Linked DNA regions of Homo sapiens: region 2 is linked to region 1. The links are chromatin contacts, found by Hi-C or POLR2A ChIA-PET in ENCODE. All regions are on one chromosome and are shown on one strand. The core of a region is the stretch at or near the end of the contact, and the rest is flanking DNA. Distances in the headings are between cores, read along the strand shown.

Region 1 (6,608 bases), core at 784-3,283:
AGATGCTCTTTGAGAGTGAGTGAGCCCAAGCTTCACCCTTGTAGGTTATGTAAATGCATAAACCTCTGTGAAAACAGTGATTCCTGACTGTCGCTGCAAGTTACCAAGCTGAAGGTGAGCGGCAAGAGAGCTGCAAGGTGTAGCAGGAGAAAGTGTGCCAAAGCGCAGAGAGGAAGGTGGGGAGGGGCCCAGGCGGGAAAGGAGTTAAGGTGCAGCAGGGCTCAGAGCCCTGCACCTCTGGAGTGGGTGTGGCCTGCCTAGAAGAAGCAGTAACCAGGTGGTGATGGAAACAGTATCCCTGGAGAGAGGGGCAGGTAGGGGCAGGACAGGGGTCGGGGCCCTGGCTGGGGTTCAGGAAAGACCCAAGATTGCCAACACAGCAAGAATAGCCGATCTCAGGGGTGGAGGCTGCAGCACAGTTGGGCTCATGGCCCCCGGTGAGACCTGCACACAAGCACTCAGATCCGGGGACCTGGGCCAGGCACTACTGGGCACCAGATGAGGTGCTGTCCACTCAGGAGACCGGGTCGTCCTCCCCACTATGAGCGTGAGAATGGCATGCAAGAGGGCAAGGGCCCGCAGCTGTTACTTCACCCAGGACACAGTCCAGGGCTGTAGCCCATGCTTTGCCCTGTGTGTTACAGTCCATAGCTTCTCTGGTGCCCAAGGTGGCCCTGTGCAACCCTATCTCAGGCAGCAAGATGTATTCTGGGCCCCAGGTCGTGTCCCTGGGGCACCTCGATGTGGCCCCCTCCAGGCAAAGTAACCCAGACACAGGGGGTTGGCTGGTGGTCAGAGAGGTGTTGGCCTCTGCAGCCATCTGACTCCAGCATAGCGAAGTGGTGACATCTGTCACCCCTCTGCAGCCTCTGGCCCTGGTTTTCCAGCTGCACCACTTGAGGATGCTGCAGAGCCATGAGGTCAAAGAAGTAATCCTTTCCCTCTGAAGTGAGGACCTGGAAAGTCCACATTTGCTGGAGAGCAGGGGAGGCCTCTGCAGGATGGTTACGCCACCTGTCACCAAACGGTCCAACCCAGCCCCAGTAGGGGTGTGGGCAGAGCAATTTGCTCCCTTTGAATATCTAGTTCTGTAGCCTGCAGTAGCTTAGGGAGTGGCCCAAGGGGGTTTCCCTAGTTAAGTCCTGCCGGTTCATCACCCAAGACTCAATATGCATCTGGCATTAGGCACAAGTGGTGAGCCCAAAGAGGCATAAAACAAGGCCAAGGCCTATAGGCAGACTTACCCACTGACTGGAGATAAAACATACTGAGGGATGATCCAGCTGCCTGGTGCCCATCCCTGGGAAGGGCAGGTGGCTCTCTCTGAGGGTGGTGGGCCACTGCACTGCCAGTGAGTTTAGAAGACATGGCACCTCAGGTGCTGGGAGCACTTTCTGTGTTCTTTCCTCTTCTTGTGGCTTGTCCTGCACCTGCACCTCCAAAGGCTTTATTTTCGTTGTATTTCATTGCTGGGCTCTGCTCTAGGGTGGGGCCTGTTTAAGAGGTGCCTGTTCCTTGGCACCAAAATTGTTCTGGGCCTGCTCATGTGGCATCCGCCTCATTGTGCACTCCCTGGGGACCGCTCTGCCTCCAATTTTGTCCCTCACCCTGACTCCTCTGTGTGAGGCCCTCTGCCCTCCAACCACAGAGGTGCTGCCCCAGTTTGCCCCTGGCTCCTTGGCTCCAGGGAGAGGCTGTGCTTTGCATGTTGAGTTGATTCCTTCAGCCTTACTGGAACGTCATGTACCCGTCCTGACAGGATTTCATGACTCAGAAATGTGAGGTCTTCTTTGGCTGCAGAGCCCTGTGTAATGAAAGAAGCCTGGGAAATATAACCTGTGATAGGCTAGGACTTCTCCAAACCTGGACAGTCCCTCAGCAAAACTACAAAGCCAATTGTGAAGTCCCGGCAGTTTGTGGTCGTGGCTGCTCTGTTTGCCACATACAGCCAGCCGTACCTTCAGAGCTGTAGGCAAATGGACGGAGGGACCGGTGCTGACTCTTGCAACTGGGTTTCATCACGGCAGTGTGCTCCAGATCTCTGGGCATCTGGAACGAATGTGTAAGGAGTGAGGACAGGGAACTGCAGCCTTTGTCAGCTCCCTCTGCCCAGGTGGTGGGTTGGGGAGGCCCAGCGGTGCCAGGTTCCGAGGATAACTTCTCTGCTGCTAGACTTTGATTATGTCAGAGTCTCCTGGCCAGACTCCCTATGTGAGAAATGGGGTGGGGATGTCATGGGACAAGTCCAGCCACCAAGCCCTCTAGGTCCAGGGTCTGCCCACATGGGGGACACCTGGAGGCCAGATGTGTGCCCACAGGGCACCTGGTGAGATGGGAGGGTGAAGAGAAACTCTTTCTTGTGTGAACTATGTCCTCTGAGTGCGGCGAACCCCCATCCAAGCCTCTTCAAATATTTACATGTCTACCTAGGCTTGGACAGCTGTTTGGCAAGGGAGGCAGTTGGTCAACCTCCATATGCTTTCTAACTTGAAATAGTGCAGATGAGCTGGTCCTTGTTAAATGAATTAGGCTCTTACTATTTGAGTCCAAAACCTGTCTGGCTCAAGATATCTGGTCCTTCACTCCCAGACACTTGAAGATCCATGCAGTGTTTCCCTACCCTCAGCCATCCAGTGCCAATGTCCAGCCATTTATAATTTACTTAATATTTTCTTTAAATTGATCCACTCATACTGCCTACATAAATAGAATTTAAAAGGAAACTTTATACCACAAGTATAAATAGGAAACTATTAATACTTGCCATAAGTAGAAGGGAACTATATTTTAAAATACAATGAAAATAAAGCAAGTTTATTAAATTCTAGCAGGACACTGTTTTGCCAAGTTTCTCAGATTGAAACTGTTCTCTCTTTGTTAAACAGTGAAATTATCATGTGTTAGAGCAGTGTTACAGACATGCCTTTGGGAATCTAAAGAGAACTAGAAAGAGAATCACATTCACATTACAAAAGTCAGTGTTATTTTATTCATTCAGTTACTAAATACCCAGCAAGTGGTTGAGTGGAGTGGATAGTTCTTAGGACTACAAAGGCAAAATTAAATATAATCCTGTTTCCTTGTAGAGCTCATGATCTAGCAGAGAAGACTGACAAGGAACAAGTAAATAAATTTTAAAAAATCAACTTCAGTTTGTGGGAAGAAAAGAAAGCAAAGTATGTGCATAGAGAGGAGTATATTTTGAGTAGGTGTGTGTTGCAATGTGGGGACTGCACCTAGAGTGACCTTCATACTGAGTTTGAGACTCCAAATGGATATTTGAATGGTGACCTGAACTGGGTCTATGTGGAAAGGCTGGGGCTGAAATGATAAATTTAGGGATAGCAGTAGCATAGATGGTGTTCGAAGCCACAGGCCCAAATGCCTAGGTGGCACACGTGCATGAAGGGTGGGATCTGAGGGCTGAGCCCTTGGTCCCCCACATTAACGAGTCAGGAAGGAGAGAAGGAGCCAGCCAGGGAGATGAAGACAGGCAGACCCCTGTGGTCTTCCGTGGTTCTGTGGAAACACAATGAGAGTGCTTGGAAAGGATGGAGCGATTGACTAAAAAACGTTGCTGAGGCATTGAGTCAGATGAGGACCCTTGGGTTTGACAAGATGGCAGCACTTTTGGTGGGACAGTAAGAGTGAACACCTCATTGGAGCGGGTTAAAGAGAGGACAGGGAGCGAGGAAGGGGAGACAGGGAGCACAGTCTTCTCTTGACTTTTTCAATAACAGTGCTGGTGTTGAAGAACTCATCTGCCTGCAGCAGCTCATGAGCCACTCGAAATCAAACTGTGGATCACATGGCCTGAAAATCCACCCTGGATACCCAACCCCTGAGACAGGTAACACCCCCAGGAGGGTGACTTCTAGGTTAGTTTTCCCCCAGGAAGGGTCTTTCCTCTCTGGGAGCTGGGGACCCGGGGGCCCGCACTCAACACAGACGTGTATAGCAGCAGGGCAGGCCCATGCCAGGGCCACACGGCCGCACACAACCCGGGCCCTTATCCCAGAGCACAGTGAGGCGCCGGGCTAGTCATGCTGCAGCATGGATATTTATTGATCTTGATTCACACGATCCAAGAAAAGCTTGGCCACAGAGCCTTTGGTTCAATCACAAGGATATGGGGGTTGGGCATGGGCGAAAGAGAAGGAAATGGAATTTAAAGGAATCTGTCTTTAAGAAAATAACTCTTTGTAAACCTGATTTATGGGAGCCTGTGCATGCAATAGTGAAATGCTCTGTAACTCCTTGGAGGTGGTGTGAATAGGGGTTCTGTTAGCCACTGGCGGGACCTCCAGAAGCAAAACATGCCAGGGGGATGGAAGAGCGGCCTTCCTGGAGTCAATCTCTAGCAGGGCCTGCGAGGAAGTGGGGCTTCCTCCTCCAGCCCTCGGACGGCAGCCTGGGAGACGGGAGAGCGCTAACATTGATGTGCATTTTTATTTTGAATGAACAGAGCAATTAAAGTGCACCAGGGCCAGATTTAAGTTTTCTCCTTGGGCTGTTTCGAAGCTGCCTTCAGTCTGACCTCATCTGCACCCACACATTTCCTTTTATAGATATATATATACAAAAGATATAAATACATATATAAAATATATAAATATATATAATATATAAATATATAAATATATATAACATATAAATATATAGAAAATATATAAATATATAAAATATAAATATATAAATATATATAATATATATGAATATGTACATATATACATATAAATATATAAAATATAAATATATAAATATATATAATATATATGAATATGTACATATATACATATAAATATATAATATATAAATATATAAATATATATAAAAATATATATAAATATAAAAATATACATAAATATAAATAAATATATACATATATACATATAAATATAAAAATATATAAAATATATATAAATATATATAAATATATAAATATATGTAAATATATGAATATATAAATATATGTAAAGATATAAATATATAACTATATATAAATATATAAATATATAACTATAAATATATAAATATAAATATATAAAAATGTATAAATATATATATCTATAAATATATAAATATATATAGCTATATATAAATATATAAAAATATATAAACATATAAATATATAAATATATAAAAATATATAAACATAAATATATAAATGAATAAGTAAATATACATAAATATATATAAATATATATAAATAAATAAATATATAAATATATAAATAAATATATATGAATATAAATAAATATATATAAATATATAATAATACATATAAGTATATATAAATATATAATAAATATATATAAATATATAATAATATATATAAATATATAATCATATATAAATATAAATAAATATATAAATATATATAAATATAAATAAATATATATAAATATAAATATATATAAATATATAAATATACATAAATATAAATATATAAATATATAAATATATATAAATATAAATATATAAATATATATAAATATAAATATATAAATATATATAAACATATATAAATATATGTATAAATATATACACAGACTTTTTTTTTTTTTGAGAAGGTGACTCACTTGGTTACCCAGGCTGGAGTTCAGTGGCACAATGGTAGTTCACTGCATCCTCAACCTCCTGGGCTCAAGTGATTCTCCCACCTCAGCCTCCCAAGTATCTGGGATTACAGGTGCATGCCACCATGCCCAGCTATTTTTTTTTAATTTTGTAGAGATGGGGGTGGGGTGTCACTATCTTGCCCAGGCTGGTCTAGAACTCTTGGCCTCAAGACATCCTCCTGCCTCTGCCTCCCAAAATGCTGGGATTATAGGCATGAGCCACCACACTGGCCAGCCAGAGAAATTAAGAAAGTCCTGCACTAGCCGTGAGAAACAAAGTCGGAATAGTTTGACTTATTTTGCAGGGGAAGAAAGAAACCAAAACAACTGCTGAGGGCCCAGCATGTTCCAGGTATCTGGTGTTTGCCTTCTTTCTTAATCTTCACCACCACTCTGTTTTATAGATAGGAAGCTAAGGGTGAACAAGGGAAAGGGCTTGCCCAAGACCACAGTGTGACAGAGAGGCATGCACCCTCTGATAAATGGCCTCTTCTGATGTTCTCTCAGCTGTCTGACTTCTGGGCAGCCAGCGGAGATTTCCATCCTTGACCACAACCTTTTCATAATTGCACAGAATGTAAAGTGATGGGCACTGTTGCCCAGAGGTTGCATCCTGGCTCCTCAGGGCTGTCTGCTCTGGTTAGCCTGCATGGTCAGTGTGGTTCCTTCTGGTAGTGTGATGGCATTGGTGCCCTCTCCCAACCCTCTTTCCCCATAACTCCACTCCCTATTTCTTCCCATAGGTGGGCTCTCGCTCCTGCACCTGCTTGGCTCATGTGAGCATTGGCCTTGTGACCCCTGCCTAGTGCTCTATCCACTCACACGTGGGTTTTCTCATGAAATCCTTGTCATAAGTCCCATTTATTCAGATAAAGCAGCTGAGGCCCGGAGAGGTTCAGCAACTTGCCTAAAGTCACAAAGCTGAGACTCAAACCTAGGTCTCAGGGTTTCAGACACCCAAGCCAACAATCTTTCCCTGATCTGCAC
Region 2 (7,261 bases), core at 1,494-3,993, 74 kb before region 1:
TGATGGATGGGCTCTTGGAGTGGGAGAGACTGGGCAGAAGCTGTGTGGGGTGGGTGACTCCCAACCTAAAGAACCCACTGAGACATATGTGGCTTCCCTCTTCCACCTTCATTGCCTCTTTCCGTCTAGATGCTGGCAAGGGGGGACTTGGTGGACAAAGAGAGCTACTATTCATTCAGGAGCTATGTTACACCAGTCACTTTACATGTGCCACTTGCTCTGGGTTAAACTGTGCCTCCCCTCACTCATATGTTGAAGTCCTAACCCTAACTACCTCAGAATGGGACGTTATTTGGAAATAGGGTCATTACAGGTCATTAAGGTAGGCTGATAATCCAATATGACTGGAGTCCTTATAAAAAGGGGAAATTTGGACACAGACAAACATAGAAGGAAAATAACATGTGAAGATAAAGGCAGAGATCCAGGTGAAGCTTCTACAAGCCTAGGAATACTAAACATTGAAATCAACCACCAGAAACTCAGAGAAAATCTTGGAACATATTCTCTCTCACAGCCCTCAGGAGGAACAAAACTTACCAGCACCTTAATCTCAAACTTCCAGCCCCCACAATTGTGCTACAATAAACGTCTGTTGTCTAAGCCACCCAGTTTGTGGTGCTGTCTTACAACAGCCCTGGGAAACAAATCCATTATTTCACTGAATCTGTAGAGCAGCTCCATGAAGAAGATAATATTGTGCCCATTTTATAGAGGAAGAAAACAAGGTTCAGGGAAGTGACTTTCCCAAAGTTATGGTTTGAAACCAAATCTGTCTCACACCCAAGCCCACTACATCCTCGTCTTCCAGCCGGGATTTGCCTTCAGCCTTGGTGTCAGCACTCAAGTGGGGGGCAGGCAGATTAGTCCCTCAGGAAAGCACTTGTTTCTTGGAAGTACAGTCTCCTGTAGGTTCTGAAAGGCAGGCTGATCCACTGGAAACAGGAGCCATGTATCACGTTTCAGAAATCCAGCTCCTAGACAAGCCCCCTCAACCCGTCCCCCTGAGCCCTGCCCAGAAAGCTCCCAGCATGGACAATGTGCATTTAGCTCAGGCCTCCTCCTGACGGAGCTATGCTCCTGCCTCAAAAGCCACCTCAGATGGAAGTCCCCTCTTGGATGACAGAAATGCCCACTGACACAGACATGCAAATGTTCCATTGGAGGTTCCTGAGTTTCACCCAGTCCTGTTATAGGCAGGCATATCTTTTCACCTGCTCTATGAAATGGAATGGAAAGTGGAGCCGAAAGGCAGTTGTATTGACCCTGCCTTTCATTCACTTTGGCTCCATAAATCAAAGAGCAGTCATGCAGTCAGGCCCCCAGTAATATTCCTTCAGGATGTGCCGCAGGCATGGTAGATTGTACTTACTGGGTCAAATAAATACCTTTTCATCTGTCCGTAATATAGGTAGCTATATTACTCTTTGCAGTGTTTCTCCTATTAACTTGATCTAGGCTCTGGAGTGATTTTCCTGAAGCCATGGGATGAAACCAGGCATGTTTCATGCCTCCTCCTGTCCTTCTTCAACTCCCCTAGCAGGAAGGCATAGGGCACAGCCCAAGGTCCAGCCTACACCAAGACTAGCTAGGACCCCCAGCAGGTTCACAAGGATTCAGGACAAACGAGAAACACTGCTACTAATTTACCATGAAAGGTGTATCCCATGGACTCCAATTCCTTTTTACTTTTAGTTTTGCTTAGAAACTGGAAAAGCAAAACATGCTGGTTTTACAATATTGCTTGTTACAGAGGTATATAAAGTCTAACTTGAACGTACCCACCTCCTTGCAATTCAAACAAATTTAAAAGAGAAATTGAATCATACCATATAGAGTGCTTTGCAATCACCTTTTCACTAAGGAATAAACCAGCCGGGCGAGGTGGTGCATACCTGTAATCCCAGAATTTTGGGAGGCCAAGGTGGGAGGATCGCTTGAGCCCAGGAGTTTGAGACCAGCCTGGGTAACATAGCAAGACCCCATCTCTACAAAAATTAGCTTGGCTGGGTGGACATGCCTGTGGTCCCAGCTACTGGGGAGGCTGAGGTGAGAGGATCACTTGAGCCCAGGAGGCAGAGTTTATAGTGAGCCGAGATCATGGCACTGCACTCCAGCCTGGGCACCAGAGTGAGATCCTAACTCAAAAAAAAAAAAAAAAAGAATAAACCAAACCAAGGAGCCTTTTAGATCAGTAAATATAGTTCCATTAAACACTTTTTACTTCCTCCTCAGTTTTCCATATTTTGTTTTGTTCCATATTTTGGTTATTTTGGAAGTAAATATTATCCCCTGTTGATACTATTTAGATTGCCTACACTTTGGGGCTGCTATAAATAAGTCAGCTATTAATATTTTCATGCTTTTGTGCAAGTATTTCTATTAAGATAAATACTGAGAAATAACATTTTTGAGTAGAGAAAACTCTCACCTCGAATGCTGGGAGATACCCTTCAATTCAGCTGAAAATGTCACCTCTTTGCATTGTCCAGTGCTTTGTAAGAGACCCCATTTTCCCACCCAGTCACACCTTGGATATTATGTATCATTTATGTATTTTTGTGCTAACCTAAAGGGAAAAATGGAATTTCATTTTTTCCATCTGAAGATTTGTGAGAATGAGCATCTTATTCTATGTTTACCAGCCTTCCTCTTTCTTCTGTGCTGTGACCCTTAAGAACTTGGCGCTTTCACTTTTCCTATTGAGTTGTTTCAAGTTTTGTGGTTAAATTAGTCAGTCTTCTGCTTTTAAAACAATATTTCTGGTTTCCTGCCTTGCTTACAAAATACTTCCTTTACTCAAGATTGGAAGACTCATTGTCCCAGAGTTCTTGGTTGTAAGCAATAGAAACTTACTTTATTAAACATAGGCAGCAAAGAGACTTAGAAGGATAACGGATGTCTTAGTAAGAGATTGTAGTGTTTAGAAGCAACCCTTGGACAAAAGGCCAGGATAGAGGGATGCCAGAGAGCCAAAAACAAGCCAAATGGTGCCACTGGAGACATTGCCCTGGACGCTTGCTGCCAAGAGGCTGTTCTGATTCTGCTGCTATTGTCTACACTAGACTCTGGGTGCTGGGTGCTGCCATCCTACCATCACCTCCACCACCTGCTCCTCCACCACCACCCCCATAACACCAGCACCTCCCGCCACTTCCCCTCCATCCCCTCCTCTGGCATCTCCACCATCACCATCACCATAACTAGAGTGAATTCTAAAGTATCCCCTGATTCTTTGCAGTATGAGTTTCAGATTCAGAATCCTCAGTGGGAGTCTTTAATTGTTCATACGCAAGCTTTCACTGTCAAGAGTCAAGGAGAAAAATCTAATATTTGTGTTCATTTGGGGGGAATTGGTATCCTAATAATATTAAGTCCTCCCATCTAGGAACATGGTATTGTTACCAAGCGATCAATGGGCTTGGTGTCCAATTCACATAGAGGCCAATGCCATGGCACCAGCTTTTGAGAAAAGAAAAACAGCAATAAAGCTGCTTAATGGGCAAGAAGGCAAGAGAAAACTCTCAAACCTGTCTCCTCGAGCAGGGGTTTGGGTCAGGCTTTATAAGCATAGGGTAATGAGGTGTGATCTGATTGGATCTTGCAATGAGGTGGTGCCAGGAGGCATGATCTTACTGGATCCTGCCATGGGGTGATACCAGAGCTTCCTCTGATTGGATCCTGGCTCCTGCCAGGCAGTGTCTGCTTCTCAGTTCAGTCCCAATTTCTCAGTCCCAGCCCTGAGGTTCCTCCTGTGGCTGTCCATTTGGTTCGCCTGAGCACGCTCAGATTACATCACCTTCAATCTGGGGGCCCATGGTAACCTGAAAACAACTCACAACTTGGTTTCATAAAAGTTGAACCACATAGGTGTGATGAAGTTACAGTAGGTGCTAAAATCTCCCACTGTGATTGTGAGACTGTCAAATTCTAGGTTTTGGAATTTCAACAATGTAGTCACAGTAAGTTTCGTTAATGAGATGCCAGTCTTACTTATTAGTAGGTGATGATGTTTTCTGTCTCATGTTTCTGATTTTCTCTTTATTCTTCATGTTTTAAAATGTTAGATGGTTTTATTTTTTCATTAATCCTAACAAGATATGTGAGTCACTTTAATCTGAAGTTCTTTCTCCTTGTCTTCTTACCCTACGTTCTGACAGATTTCCTTGACTTTATCTTTCAGTTCATTTACTGATGATCACTTTGAAGACAGGAATTGGTGGGTCACACTTATAATGTCTAAGAAGATGTATTGCCAGAAGATTCTTTAATGAATGTATACGTTTCCTGAATTTCTGAGAACAGCAATTAGAGTGCTTTAAAAGTTTTCCTTAGTTCATCGCGTCATCTAGGTGCTTCGTGCCTCTTCCCTCTGCCCTTCCCAGTCTTCACGGCTACATGCTGACTGGCTCTTCTGCCTGGTGCACCCTTGTTTGAGAACTGGGCTGGTTCTTCCAGATGGCTGCTACAGTGGGTTAGTTCCTGCAGTCCTCTTCTCCAGGAGGCTTCTGAGGGCTGAGCTGACTGCTTGGAGCTCTGGGTACCTGGGCTCATCCGCTGGCAGCCCTGCCTAGGGTGTGCAATGGACAGCTGGTCTTGAGGTGGAAGGCATGGCTGCTAAATCAGTAGTTGATGTCAGAAGGCAGGACAGTTCATGTTCACCTGCATCTCCTCCAGCCCCTCCAGCTGACCTGGGCTGTGCCTGGCTGCCAGAGGAAGGCCCCTTTTCCTGTATCCATTTGTTCAGAGGAGCTGACAAATGGCTTCCTCTGAGTTCCCAATTTCTGCTGGGATTTTCCATTCCATCCTCTGGCCTGTGCCAGTAGTAACATTTTACACTTGTCTGACACCTTTTCTCCTCTGAGCTCCAAGCACTTTACAAGCAAGCAGTTGCTATTATTGCCCTCTGAATTCTGATGGAAAAGCTGAGAGTCATGGGATCAAAGCCGCCATGATTGGGCAGTGAAGACAAGGCTCCCAGACACCAGGCCAGTCCCCGGCCCTTGGCAGGACCACATAGAGCACCCCAGCTGCTGAGGTGAGGTAGCCCAGGGGAGGGTTTTCAGCACGGGCTCCCTAGAGGCTCCCCAGAGCCGTCTTATCCTGTTGTAAAGTGATGCATTGTCCTTTACTGCAGAAGAGAGTGGGACCCTTGGGACTCTTCCCTGCCAGAAAAAGTGGGCTGATGGTTCGTGGTTTATTTTGGGAATGAGAAGACTCATTCAATCTGTAAAGGGTCCTCATCTTGTCTTGAGGAACAGGAAGCAGATCTGTATTACGTGGCCCAGGCAGCGGAATAAGGTTCAGTTGCTACAGGTTTTCACCAGTCAGAGGACTTGTTAGCACTGAGAGCTGCCCAAAGGGGAGTGCGTTTGCGTCCCTGGTTGGGTCCCGAGGCAAGTGTCTCTAGCTGCTGCTGGGGATGTCCTGCATCACATGATGCTAGGGAAGGGTGACACATGAGGCCTCTTCCAACCCAGATCTTGCATCATAAGGACACACTCTAGTGCTATCTCCTCTAAGTGGTGGTGGCCTTGGGGCTGAAACCCTGAAACCCTGGGTCATGTCACATCTTGCTGGATCTGCAAAGCTCCTTAGTTCCCATCTCCTCCTTCTTTCATTTAGCAAAACTCGGTTTGAGGTCTGCATTTTCCCTCTTTTGTACGAAGCTTTGCCCAGTAGCAGCTTACTGTTTAACTGGAAGGAACATCTGTGACCATGAAATTTTCAGCAACCTAAAAAGGCCCTGTTAAGTAATATTTGCTGAGCTAGTGTTGGGAGTCAGCAGTGTGTGTGTGTGTGTGTGTGTGTGTGTGTCTGTATGTCTGTGTGTGTGTGTGTCTGTGTGAATTCAGCTGCCCTCAGGCAGGTGGCTGGAAACTGGCTCACCTTTATCTGAGAACACATCAATCTTGGGAAGAGAATCCATGGAACTGAGTATGGAGGGACACCTGGCCAGAAAGAAACTGAGAACAAGTCATTCCTACCCCAGGGACCACAGAAGGAGGCAGACAGCTGGAGGAATGTGGTGTGTGTGCGTGTGTGTGTGTGTATTAGAGAGGGGTAGAGGACTATATTTTCTGGGCAGATAGAATTCTGAGCACATCTGTGTGTGTTAATGCTCACATGAAACCTTTCAAAGCTTGGAGAGATGGGTATTATGATTCTATTTTCCCAGTGAGGGATTAGAAGTCAAATAAGCTGCCCACGGCCCCAGCCCCGGCCAGAGCAGAGCTGGGATTTGAACCCAGTTAGTTGTCTTTGGCTCTGAAGCCCTTTCTCCTCTGTATCCCTGCCTGCCTTCAATGCAGGTGCCACAAATGAGGTCCCACGGACCCTGCTGACTGGCTCTGAGTCTTCCGGCTAGCCCGGCTGTCCCAGGCCCCAAGTGCTCTTTCCCAAGGGCTGGCTGCCTTGCAGGTCTCCAGAAGCCTCCGGGTCCACCCCCATGCCTCCCCAGATGCTCTAGAGAGCTCTGGGCCCAGGCCCAAGCCCAGCAGGGCAGCCCTGTGGTTTGCGATCTGGCCATGCATAGCTGGCTCTGAGCAGGCACTTATCATTCTTCCACGACCACCCAGTCAGTCTAACACAGCCTGGAAGTGCAGCTCTAGCTGCCCAGGCCGGTGGTGGCTCAGTCCTCACTGAGCCCTGCTGCTCCCACTCGCTGTCTGCCACCCCCGCTGTAGCCGGCCCCGCCTGCCCAGCTGAGCGAGAGGTCGCTGGAGCCCAGAAACAGCAGGGTCTGAGCATCCCTAGCAAACCACAAAGGGAGATTCACAAATCAAAAGGGCCCTAGAGAACAAAGCTGTCACATCAGTCCATCATGGAGTCGGATCTCAAAATATCGCCAGGCCAGAGTCCTGCCAGCTGTGAGTCACCACCCGGCCAGAGCAGCCGCAGCGGGCCCCCAGCCACATGGAAAAACACCTCGGCAGCCAGCTGGCTGCTCTCTGCCCAGACCTGGGAGGTGTAGGGTGTCTGTGGGGTGGTTCCACACCTCCATGCTGCGGTGTGGAGAGGAGTCAGCCCTGGTATGCTTGCTGTAGGAGCAGGAGGGAGGGGACAAGGGAACGGCCATATCGACGATGGCTTCTGTCTTCCTAAGGACGCAGTCCAGGCCTGCTTCATCCCTCCAACCCTGCTCCAAGCCTCTGGGATAACCAGCAGTGTGAGGCTGGTTGACGACAGTGGCTCAGCACAGCCTTTGATGTCACCCTTTTTATGCCTCCCTGTGGCCCTACACTGCTGGCCCACCTCTTCC

Evidence for each region. Hi-C counts contacts between places; a loop is a spot of excess contacts on that map. ChIA-PET counts read pairs that join two places held with the same protein, here RNA polymerase II (POLR2A). Pooled maps may share reads with other maps.
Region 2: a map of naive thymus-derived CD4-positive, alpha-beta T cell shows a loop between it and region 1 (3-fold over the local background). The contact joins two enhancer-like sites. A Hi-C loop is called at or near these places in 4 of 168 maps with a recorded cell type or tissue (aorta, breast epithelium, gastrocnemius medialis and 1 more) and 6 of 50 pooled maps. POLR2A ChIA-PET finds 5 or more read pairs at or near these places in 1 of 52 experiments (naive thymus-derived CD4-positive, alpha-beta T cell).

What each region holds. Positions count from the first base shown.
Region 1 is chr10:47,178,981-47,185,588 of GRCh38, reverse strand. No RefSeq gene overlaps it. Among named protein-coding and RNA genes, the nearest start is that of GDF10, 120 kb to the left of the region's middle. Within about 2 kb of position 2,033, at least 3 of the 41 ENCODE cell types and tissues checked have a DNase peak (open chromatin) inside an H3K27ac peak, as active enhancers do.
Region 2 is chr10:47,253,398-47,260,658 of GRCh38, reverse strand. No RefSeq gene overlaps it. Among named protein-coding and RNA genes, the nearest start is that of GDF10, 43 kb to the left of the region's middle. Within about 2 kb of position 2,743, at least 4 of the 41 ENCODE cell types and tissues checked have a DNase peak (open chromatin) inside an H3K27ac peak, as active enhancers do.